Linked DNA regions of Homo sapiens: region 2 is linked to region 1. The links are chromatin loops, found by intact Hi-C in ENCODE. Cell type or tissue: CD14-positive monocyte. All regions are shown on one strand. Each heading gives the region's core, and the rest is flanking DNA. Links, peaks and the distances in the headings are about the cores only. Region 1 overlaps FMNL2 (formin like 2). Region 2 overlaps FMNL2 (formin like 2).

Region 1 (5,386 bases), core at 237-5,236:
AAAAACTCCTGGGATAAGGCAAAGGAGAATTTCATGTGTATCTTTCTGAGGAAGTCTAATGTTATTTACTGGTAAATGGTCAGTCCATCATTGCTTATTTGCACTCCAGAGAAGGAGGTTTTCCTCTTAAACTGGTGTTGACCTTCATGTTAGCACCCCAGCTATAATTATGCATTAAGTAAGAACAATAAGATTATAAATTAAATGAGTTCTTTTCCTCTTGAGTCCTCACTAATCTCGAGATATAAAGGGAATAAGAAAAAGAATGCCTGAACTCCTACAAGGTGCCAAGTACTCCATTCAACACTTTGCATATGTAATCTCAGTTAATACTCATAATAAGCATGTGGGATAGACATAATCTTCTCCATTTAACATAGGGAAATAGACCCGGGAGAATTTGGTTAACTTGCTCAAGGTTGCACAGCTTTACAGGAACAAAGACAGGACCTAAACTTAGTCTGTTAGGCTCCCAAGGATAAATTCTGAATATGCCACCAAGCTTTTTTTGCAGGAGAGCAAAACGGCAATAGCTTATGACCTTCTATTAGTACTCTACTAGACATTCCCGTGGAAGCACTTGGCAAACATCGCCACAGGAATTACACACAGGCTCTGTCGTTTTCTGCAAAGAGAAAGGCAAGATGCCCCTTCCAGACTAACTCTTATTTTGATTAAAGAGTCTTTCGTTCAACAAATGTTTATGGAGCACTGCCCCTGTACAAGCCCTGTGCAACATGCTGGGTGGCACGGTGGGAATCCAAACAGACGCGATGCCCAGAGAGCACTGTGTTATGGTGGGGAGACACATATGAAACAAACAAAGCTTTTTAAACTCTGGTAAGGCTTGAGAAAGGTTATCAGAGGGTAGTCTTAGATTAGACAGTCTGGAAAAACCTCTCAGGAAAAAGTAACAAATGAGTCCCAATAAATGAGAAGGATTGGCCAGGCAGAGGGCGGACGAAAGCACACTGGGCACAGTGAACAAGGGAAGCCTCAAAGGCAGGAATTAGCTTTCCACATTTAAGGAGCTGAAAAAAGTCAGAACAGCCAGAGAGAAAGTAAAAGAGAAGGAATGAGAAAAAGATGAAGTTGGAAATGTGAGTCAAAGCCATATCATGCCTAGACATGCAGACCAGGGTCAATATATTTTATCTGAAGTGCCACGGGAAGCCATTGAAGGCTTTTAAGCAGATAAATAACATAATGACGTTGTTTTTCAAAGATAACAATAGGTGCTATGAGGAGAACAGATTAGAAACAGCAAAAGCAGAGAGCCAGTAGGAGGCCAGGACTAAGCAGTTCAAGTGAATGATGGCAGCTTAGATGGGGTCGATGGCACGTTGAATGAAGAAAGGTGGACAAATGTCAGAAATATTAAGTGAAACTGACTGGTTAGACTTAAGGGCTGGGGAGGATTTGTACCTTGTTTCCAGCTTGAGTCACTAAGTGAATGGGGTACAGTTAATAAGAGGGGCACGTAACAAAAGGCAAAATAAATCTGGAGGAGTTGGTGAAGAATAAGATTTATAAATGACCCTGTTTAGGCCTGAGATAGCTATGAGATAACCAAGAGAGCACTCAAGTGGGCAGGTAGATACATGATTCTGGAGGTCAAAAGAAAGGTCTGAATCTCTGAACAAGAAGAGACTTAAGAAGTCTTTTTGAGCATGATTAGTTATTGTCAGAAGTAGCAGTGCAACATCAATACATCCAAACTAAAGCTCCACTGGGTAATCATTCACCAAGCATCTAAAATAACCCCTTCCATGAGCCAAGCCTCTGAGCTACTCAGACATACATTGTACAGCTTAATAATTCCATAAGGACCATGAGGAAGCAGTTCTATTTAAAATCAGACACTCTACAGAGGTCTGGTTAAAGTTCAGGGATGTTGTGATTAGCTGGTAATAACTGCCTTTAAACTTCTTTCGAGTGAACTCATTCCTCTTGTGCTGTTCAGGGCAAGACTCTGGAGTCCAAGCTAAATGTTTGAGCAGGTAATTCATGAGTCCAAGTTACTGTGTGAGGAAAATATTGGCTCTATCTCCAGGTCCCTTTGCTGCCTTTATAAAAATGGACTGCTCATCTATTTGGCTGAAAATATCAATCAATTTCCGAGTCTTCCTAACACGGTGACAACTCTACCTCACCCACTCTTAGTGACATCTGTGACATAGGGCTCTCCTTTCATTCTTTTCATCCATTGTTCCATCCAACATATTTCCTGGGCTTTAACCATATACCAGAATGTCCGCACTGTAGGCATCTGAGACAACTTAATCACCAAGTAACTGCCTGCAAGTATCGCCAAAGGTCGATGGAAGACATATGATATTTGAATTGAAAAGTTCAGTGGATGTTAATTATTGTTTTTCTAGATTGTACAAGTTCCTAGCTAAAATAAATTAGATCATCCAAGAGTATTATTTCTGTAAAATTGTTCCTTTCTTTCCACTCTCAACCTGGCAAACTGTAAGAATCAATTCAAATGTCATTTATCATTAGAACCTTCCCCCCACTACTCCAGGAAGACATACCCTCTCATTGGGCTCTAACAGCACTGTTTACATGTCTCTAATATAACACCTAGTACACTGTACCCTAACAATCTGTATGCTTACCTAAATTTCCCACTGGACTGAGTGCTTCAAGAACAATTTTTGATGTTCTTCTTAACCATCAACGTATGGCACAGTATGGCAAACGGTAGGCATTAAGCAGGTTGTTGAATACTGAAGAGCAAACAAAATCAGCCATACTGCCCAGCCTGCAAATATCCTTAATGAATTAGGATTTATATTATAGCTATTAACAATGTCTACACACTGAACAGTATTTCAGTTTCTTGTAAAACATCATTCCATGATAATATCTGTTGCTTATTATTTTCCAAAAAAAACTCACGGGGGAAAAAAATCTTCAATTCTAGCAATATTTTCCTGAAAAGAAAAATGAGCGTCTTCTGCCACATACAATAAACCATGAAACCATGAATCTGAACTTTGTTTCAGTGCCAGTTAATTCAGATTGGTATCTATTCCAAGTGGTAGTTACATGTATGGTCTCTACTTTGGTTTTTATCCATAATTGTACAATCTTAATTTGCTTTTAAATGTGTTTTCCATCTCAGAACCTTTTGAAAATAGAAATTATAACTAGAAAATAAAGAAAAATAGAATATCCCAAAATTCCTGAGTACTTTATAAAGAAAGTAATTATGGTGAAGAAGAATCTATGGTAGCCTATACATCTCAAGTTATACCCACAGATTATCATACACAACACAGAACAGAATGATGGTGCCCAAATCATTCACAACCAAATAGACCTATGTGGTAGCAAAACAGAGTTTTCTGATATCAGCTCCTGACCTGGTTTCATGGTATTAATGCAAACTTGTAAAATCCTTCTTTTACCCAAATATTCTCAAGGCTCATACTTAGAAACCCACAGTGATATGGAGACACACAGGAGGGAAATTGAACAGTATGAAATACACCTTATGTAATATATCTTTGTCCTTGTAATCTCTAAATTAAAACTCACAAGCATTCAGTCACCAGATTTTATAACAGGAACTCTTCTACTATATAACCACTTGCTTAGAGAGAAAAAACATGGACTTTGCAAGTAGTGCTTCTTATGGAAGCAGGGAAAATCATGTCACAAAAGAAATGGCTTAGACAATCTTTTAGAGCTCTTAAATAATAGAGATACAGAGGTTTACAGGAACTCAAAAGAAGGAGTCATTACTTTAAAAAATTTTTCAGTTATGGTAGAAAACATAATATAAAATTTACCTCATAACCATTTTTAAGTTTATACTTTAAGTAGTGTTTATAACTATATTAATATTATTGTGCAACGGATCTCTAGAACTTTTCCATTTTGCAAAACAAACTCTGTACCCATCAAACAACAACTCCCCATGTTCCCTTCCCCGGAGCCATTACTTGTCGCTACAAAAAAGGAAATGGGATGGATTTCAACTGGATGGCTGGGTAGCACAATGAATTCTAATGAGACGGTGCAAGCAAGGATTTACTCATTTATTAGTTTTTGCTAGTTGGGCTCTGGAATTAGACTAGCTAGATTCTAATCCTGACTCTACTAATTACGGGTGATCTTAAACCACACTATTTGAATCCTAAAGCAAATGAAATTAGTAAACACCCCACAGTCGAAAAAGCCAGTAAATGTAATTCAAAACTGAAGAATCGAAATCAAGGGTCAAAAACAACAAGATGTACCATTTATTGACGGACTGGTATGTCTCAGGCACTTAGGCTCTTTGCATGCATTATCCAATTTAGTCTGTCTTATAATCCTGACAAGTAGTTATTATCTTTTCTATTTAACAGAGAAGGAAATCGGAGGACAAGGAGGTTAAGTAATTCCTCCATGCATGAGGTAGGTGGCAAAGCCAGGACTCAGAATAGAGGTCTGTATGATCATCCCCCTTCCATGACATTTAAACTACAATGTTTCTAAAATATGACTTATTTGAACTAAGCAATCTCACAATTCCACTTAAATAACCAGACACAGTCATTAGCACGAAAAGTGAAGGTGGAAATGCATGATATTAATATTTTCATATAAGATACTGGCATTTTAATTGAAGTATTTTAAGATGTTGAAAAATATAAACTGGAGCCAAAAAACTGACTGGGCTGAATACAGATAGCAAGGTACAGTGTCAAATCAATATATACTTAATAAACTCTGCCAAATAACAAATCAAGGTGAGGATACAAATACATGGTAAACTCAGGCTTTGACAAGGCATCAATGAAGCAGAAGGAAAGAAGATGAATACACAAATATAAAACGGAGCATGTCAAATAATCCGACAGAACCTCAGAGAAGGAGCCATTACTTTTTGCTACGGAAAGTAGAAAATACTATGCATTGAGCCTGGATGTGTGGGGAGGATGGTAAAGAATGGCATTAAATGACACAATATGGTTTCTAATGTGTGGGCTTTGGAGATGGGCCACCTGGGCTGCAATCATGACTACCACTCATTTAGAGTGTCATCTCAGCTAAGTTATTTATACTAAATCTCAGCTTCCTCACTTGTGACATGGAAATGATCACCATGGTAGTGATAAGCATCATGAGGGTGATGAGGATGGTGGTAATGTTACTACCTGCATCATAGAGTTTGGGCAAAATTAAATTCGATAATGTATGTACAGTAGCCTCACCCACATCTATGATTTTGCTTTCTGTTATTTCGCTATTTCAGTTCCCTGAGTTCAACCATGGCCCCAAAATAGGTTCGTGGAGAACAATAAGATATTTTGTGAGAGAGAGAGAGAACACATTCACATAAACTTTTATTATAGTATATTGTTACAATAGTTCTATTTTATGATTA
Region 2 (5,386 bases), core at 70-5,069, 78 kb before region 1:
AACAATGAGTGAATACTGCCAGTGCCATAGCATGCATCAAGGCAGTGCACCAAATTATACCAGTAATCCCTGTATTCACCACAGCCACGCATTCTCAGTTTTAAAAAGCCAGTTTCACTTAAGAATATCATTGATGAAGCAGTAAAAGGTATTAATTTTATACATCTCAACCCCTAGATACACATCTTTATGATACTCTAGATGATGAAATGGGGAGTCTGCATAAAGCATTTCTGCCGCATATTGAAGTATGGTTGTCTTGAGGAAAAAGCATTTCTGTGATTATTTCAGTTGCAAGATGAACTAGCCACTCTTTGTTCTTACTTGAAAGCATGACTGACAAATTCAGACTTATGCACTTGGCAGGTATTTTCTTGAAAATGAACAAAGTGCACCTTTTAATTTAAAGATAACAGCTGACAATATTTGTTATCAATGATAAAAATTAAGCAAACACATGAAAACTGTACCCACCACGAGGAGTCTGACTGCTTCCCAGTATTTAAAGAATTTTCTAATGAGATTGGAGGTAAAAATAATGCATGTGATTTGTTAAAATAGTATATTAGGAAATGTGCCAATTATTAGAAGATCTAGATAACTCAGTGTACCATTATTTTCCCAATGATCACTGAATGTTGTTACAAATTTATAAATTCATTCAAGGTGCAATATAGGCAAATAGATTTTAATGCAACAGTATGGAAAAAGTTCATCGATACGATTTCGGATTCTACTTTGTGACTAACCTTTAAGAAATTACTACTTGTCTAGTGTTTGTATAGTATCAAAGAAGAATGCCCACTATTATCTGAAAATGCTGTTGACATAATTCTATTTCATCTACATATCTGTGTGAGGCTAAATTTTCTTCATCTACTTCAACAAAAACAACAGCAGAAGTGACTAAACGCAGAAGCAGATCTAAGAATGCAGCTATCTTCTACGAGTCAATCTCCCTAAGTGCTGAGATTACAAACGTGAGCCACCATGCCTGGCCTGAAATTTTGTTGTAATTTCTAATATGGAAAATATCAACATATAACTTGCATAAACAAAAGCTCTTTAGGGACCTCAGTGATTTTTAAGAGCATAAAAAGGGCTCCAGGGGCCAAAAGTTGGAAACTACTGGATTACAGAATAGCCTCTATTTCTACAAAGATGATGGATTCTTAAACCTAAAATCTAAAGAAGCAAATAAATGGATAACTAATAGTAAAATTCCTTGCAAGATTGTTTGGGAATCAACCATACCATACAAAGAACTACTAAATGTACCATCTCTGCATAAAAATGAAGCCACATCACACAGAGACCAATAGTGTCTTCATATAGAAAGGAGCCCTCCACCATTTTCCAAGGTAGAAAAAAAAGACAGCCGGGCTCAGTGGCTCATGCCTGTAATTTCAGCACTGCGGGAGGCCGAGGTGGGCGGATCACTTGAGGTCAGGAGTTCAAGACCAGCCTGGCCAATATGGCAAAACCCCATCTCTACTAAAAAAAAAAAAATCACCCAGGCGTTGTGGCACATGCCTATAATCCCAGCCGTTCTGGAGGCAGAGGCGGGAGAATCGCTTAAACCTGAGAGGAGGAGGTTGCAGTGAGCCGAGATGGTGCCACTGCACTCCAGATTGGGCAGCAGAGTGAGACTTGGTCTAAAAAAAAAAAAAAAAAAAGACTTCCTTGCAATTCTTCTGTTTAATAAGGCCAGGTACAATCCCTGGTACTTATCAGGTTGGATGGAAACAGCCCCTAACTGTTCTCTGATTATCTCTGGGATGTACCCACTCTGTCACATTAGACTCATTATAAGGCTAGAAGATGTTCTTTTCCCAAAGCCAGGTGAATGTTAGATTTCAAGCAAGAATATGGGAAAGGGACAGAAAGAGATCTCCTCCGCATGGGAAAAAAAATATATAGAACACACATTCCTCAAAGTTCAGAAATTCATACTGAATGAATCCACCCAAGTAAACAAATTTGTCTGGGACGCCTGACACCATAATATCAAACAATCATGGGCCGGGCATGGTGGCTCATGCCTGTAATCTTAGCACTTTGGGAGGCCAAGGCAGGCAGATCACTTGAGGTCAGGAGTTCGAGACCAGCCTGGCCAACATGGCAAAACCCCGTCTCTACTAAAAATACAAAAATTAGCTGGGCGTGGTGGCGTGTCTGTAGTCCCAACTACTCAGGAGCCTGAGGCATGAGAACTGCCTGAACTCGGGAGGTGGAGGTTGCAGTGAGCCGAGATTGCGCCACTGCACTCCAGCCTAGGTGACAAGAGCAAGACTCTGCCTCAAAAGCAACAACAATCAAATCAATCAATCAATCATGAACAAATACACAAGGAACAAAAAGATCATTATCTTTTACCAATGTGCTAAACATGTTCTTGACACGTTCCACATAGAAAGCACCATTTACTAATTTTACATCTATTCCTGGAAAATAGTTGAAAATGAAATGAAAAATTCAGTGTTGTTCTTGGTGGTGAACCAGTAAATCTGGGATATCACATGTGTTGCTAGTACAGTTATTGGCAGGGAAGGAGCCCTTATTTTCCACTGCCAAAACCAAACTGCCAAAACAACACAGAGCCTAAAGCTCATGTTACCATGACTGGCCATTTCCACTCCCCTGTGACGCAGAGTTTGCGGGGAACATCTTGTCAGAGAGCTCAACTGCAAGATGAAGGGTGACTGACAGTGACTGTTGGACCATAAGTAGGAACCACTGGGCTATTTTCTTCTAGTGAGTGTGTTTCAGTCAATTGTGAATGAAAACCGAGTCTGACTATATATTCTTGGCAGACTGATACATAGAATTAAAGAGCTGGGCAGTAGCCACATATACCACTGTGTTGAAAGGAATAAAGAATGGCTGTTGAGCTGCAGTGGGCAGAACAGTTTGGGGTAGGACAGGGGAGCTGGGAAACTAAAAGCTTAAATCAAGACTCAAAAGCTCCATCTTTCAAAAGCTACACAAGCCAGGGATGCTTCTTCCACAGACAAGTCCTCAACAGTACCTCGTGCGGTGGTACTAACAGCATGGCCAGCACAGCCAGCTCACTCTCAGTCTAGGGAAACAGCGACGTCCTTAGACACATGGCAGATTTTTGAAATGAAACTTGAGCCAAGGGATTGACGCAGCCACCTTCCAAGTAGTCATAAAAGGGAACTTAGGCCGGAAGTCACAATACTGTCTGCAGTCATAGTGATCTCTTTTAGGATTGTTGCTCTCCTGCCAACTGGCCTCAAACATGTCAGTTTTTGTTCTTGTTTGAAAAATGAAAGCACCTATCATTTTATTATCTAGGTACCTTGTTTTCATATCTGCAGTCAAAGAAGCACTTAATCTTTCTTAGAGGGAACTATTTGAATAGGTACACACAATACATGTTACATACATAGGCATGTGTACACAAAGTTTTATATAGAATCATAAAATTGTAGACTTGGAAGATATATAAAAACCACTTGACTAACTTCTCACCTAAAGCAAAAACTTACATCACAATATACCAGACCCACCAGGAATCCTCTCATCCTCTTGACCACCTTCCCCTTTGTACTGTGCTGGTCTCTTCTGAGCATCCTTCTAGCCCATTCTAACCTTGTCTCTTCACTCTTTTCCTTCTGGACTGGGGTCCCTGTGGGGGAGTTTTCCTCCTTAGTTACTTAGTTACAATCCCCATTTGGCTCTCTCTCGCTCTCTCTCTCTCTCTCTCTCTCTCACACACACACACACACACACACACACACACACACACACACACTCTCTCTCTCTCTCTCTCTCTCCCTAGTCACCTCTGTTTAAACTTGTTCTCTCATTCATTACCTTCATTGCACAGCTAAGAATCTGACCTCGGGCATTACACCCCCACTAAAAAAATAAATTAAAAAAAAAGTTTTATTTTCTTTGCCTGAAAAAAGAAATCCCCAGATTGTATTTGTTGACTATAGTTGGGCTACTTTCCTCTTCATTAAGTGTATATTATTTGAACAGATTCTTATTCTCCTCGTGTCCATTCTCATATTCGGTGGATCACCCTATCTCTTATTGCCTTTTCTTTCATTTTTTGGCTTCATATTCATTGCCATGGCCACAAACTGGGTCCAAGGCTGAGTCATTTGACAACTGAACCACCTGTCTTCCAGACTCCAGCATCTCTCCCCTCTACTGTATTTTCTGCAGAGCTACACAATACTCCTAAAGTTTTATCCAAATTACATAAAAGGCTTTTTGCAGATTTCCACAGAATCAAATGCAATATATATATATAGCATTTTCTAAACTGTAAAGTATTATGTAACTGTGAATTTCTTCCCTTTCTCTTTTTTCCCTTCTATTTGTATCTATCTTCTAGTTGAGGTGTTTGTTTGTTTGTTTGTTTGTTTTAATCACAGGTTTCCAGTCTCTCCACCACTGTTTCCTCAGAACCTCATTCATGCCTGCCTCTTGCCATGTTTTGTTCTGTAACATGGACCCTGGTCAGATATTTTTCCTGGTTAAAGAACAAATATATTCTGACTTATGCTGCCTTTGAGACAGATTTCATGCCAATCTCTCTGCTCCCAGAATTCTCTCCATCAAATCAGGTCTCTTCCCTTCCTGATCACCCTGCTCAGGACCTACCCACTTCTCCCACTGGGCCCTGTACAAACAGTATGGTCTGTTCTGAATTTTACCAGTAATTTTAAACACCCCAATAATCTATCCAATCTCTAACCATTCCCATTAGGTTTGCTTTTCGGTGGAAAATTGAGGACAATATACGAACATGTGTGGAAAGTGCCTGGAATGTGAGACATGTTATGTAAGGCTGTATATGAACTCTGAGTTAAATGGATCTGTGTAAAAATCCCAGAGTTGCCATTTACTAGAGACGTCAGTAGGCCCATTTGCTCTGAGCTCTCCCTCTATGTTCCTACCTCAGATGGTGCATCTAAGAATTAACAAAATAATATATACTAGTCTGCCAGCACTAAGGAAACAATAAACAAACAAATTTTTTATTAAATAGAAAATTAACTAATAGTAGCCTTACTATTTCTGCATATGTATATGCCTTTTTATGTACATGACATAAATACACTAATGTTGACAATAAAGAAGAAAATGGAATTGATTCTGAACTCTGCTCATGCTTTCTTTCTGAAGAGAATTGCTGGTTTAAAAGAAACCAACAAACAAAGCCCTTATTGACGAGAGACCCCCACATCAATAAAAAATGTGCTTATGTTTTACAAGAGTTTAAATTTCAAATGAAATTTGAACTTGACTCACATAGAGAGTCAAGCTCAATACACACATTCATTGTCAATAACACCTAACATTTTGGTTTAAATTACAATTAGGTATAAAAATATAAATACATGCACAA

What was found. Hi-C counts contacts between places; a loop is a spot of excess contacts. Peaks named below come from ENCODE experiments on the same cell type or tissue, not always from the same donor. Only the 100,000 strongest peaks of a DNase experiment are listed, where the experiment ranks them.
Region 2: it touches region 1 in a loop (8-fold over the local background); 1 of 110 quality-filtered maps calls a loop at or near these places.

Annotation. Positions count from the first base shown.
Region 1 is chr2:152,514,698-152,520,083 of GRCh38, reverse strand. All of the region lies in intron 1 of FMNL2 (formin like 2), which reads right to left. Among named protein-coding and RNA genes, the nearest start is that of FMNL2, 180 kb to the right of the region's middle. In CD14-positive monocyte, for the core only: no CTCF peak of the experiment used is centred there; no DNase peak of the experiment used is centred there.
Region 2 is chr2:152,592,253-152,597,638 of GRCh38, reverse strand. The region is part of intron 9 of FMNL2 (formin like 2); the gene reads right to left. Among named protein-coding and RNA genes, the nearest start is that of PRPF40A, 120 kb to the left of the region's middle. In CD14-positive monocyte, for the core only: CTCF peaks have their summits at 2,880 and 3,081; a DNase peak (open chromatin) is centred at 3,138; H3K27ac peaks cover 1,196 bases.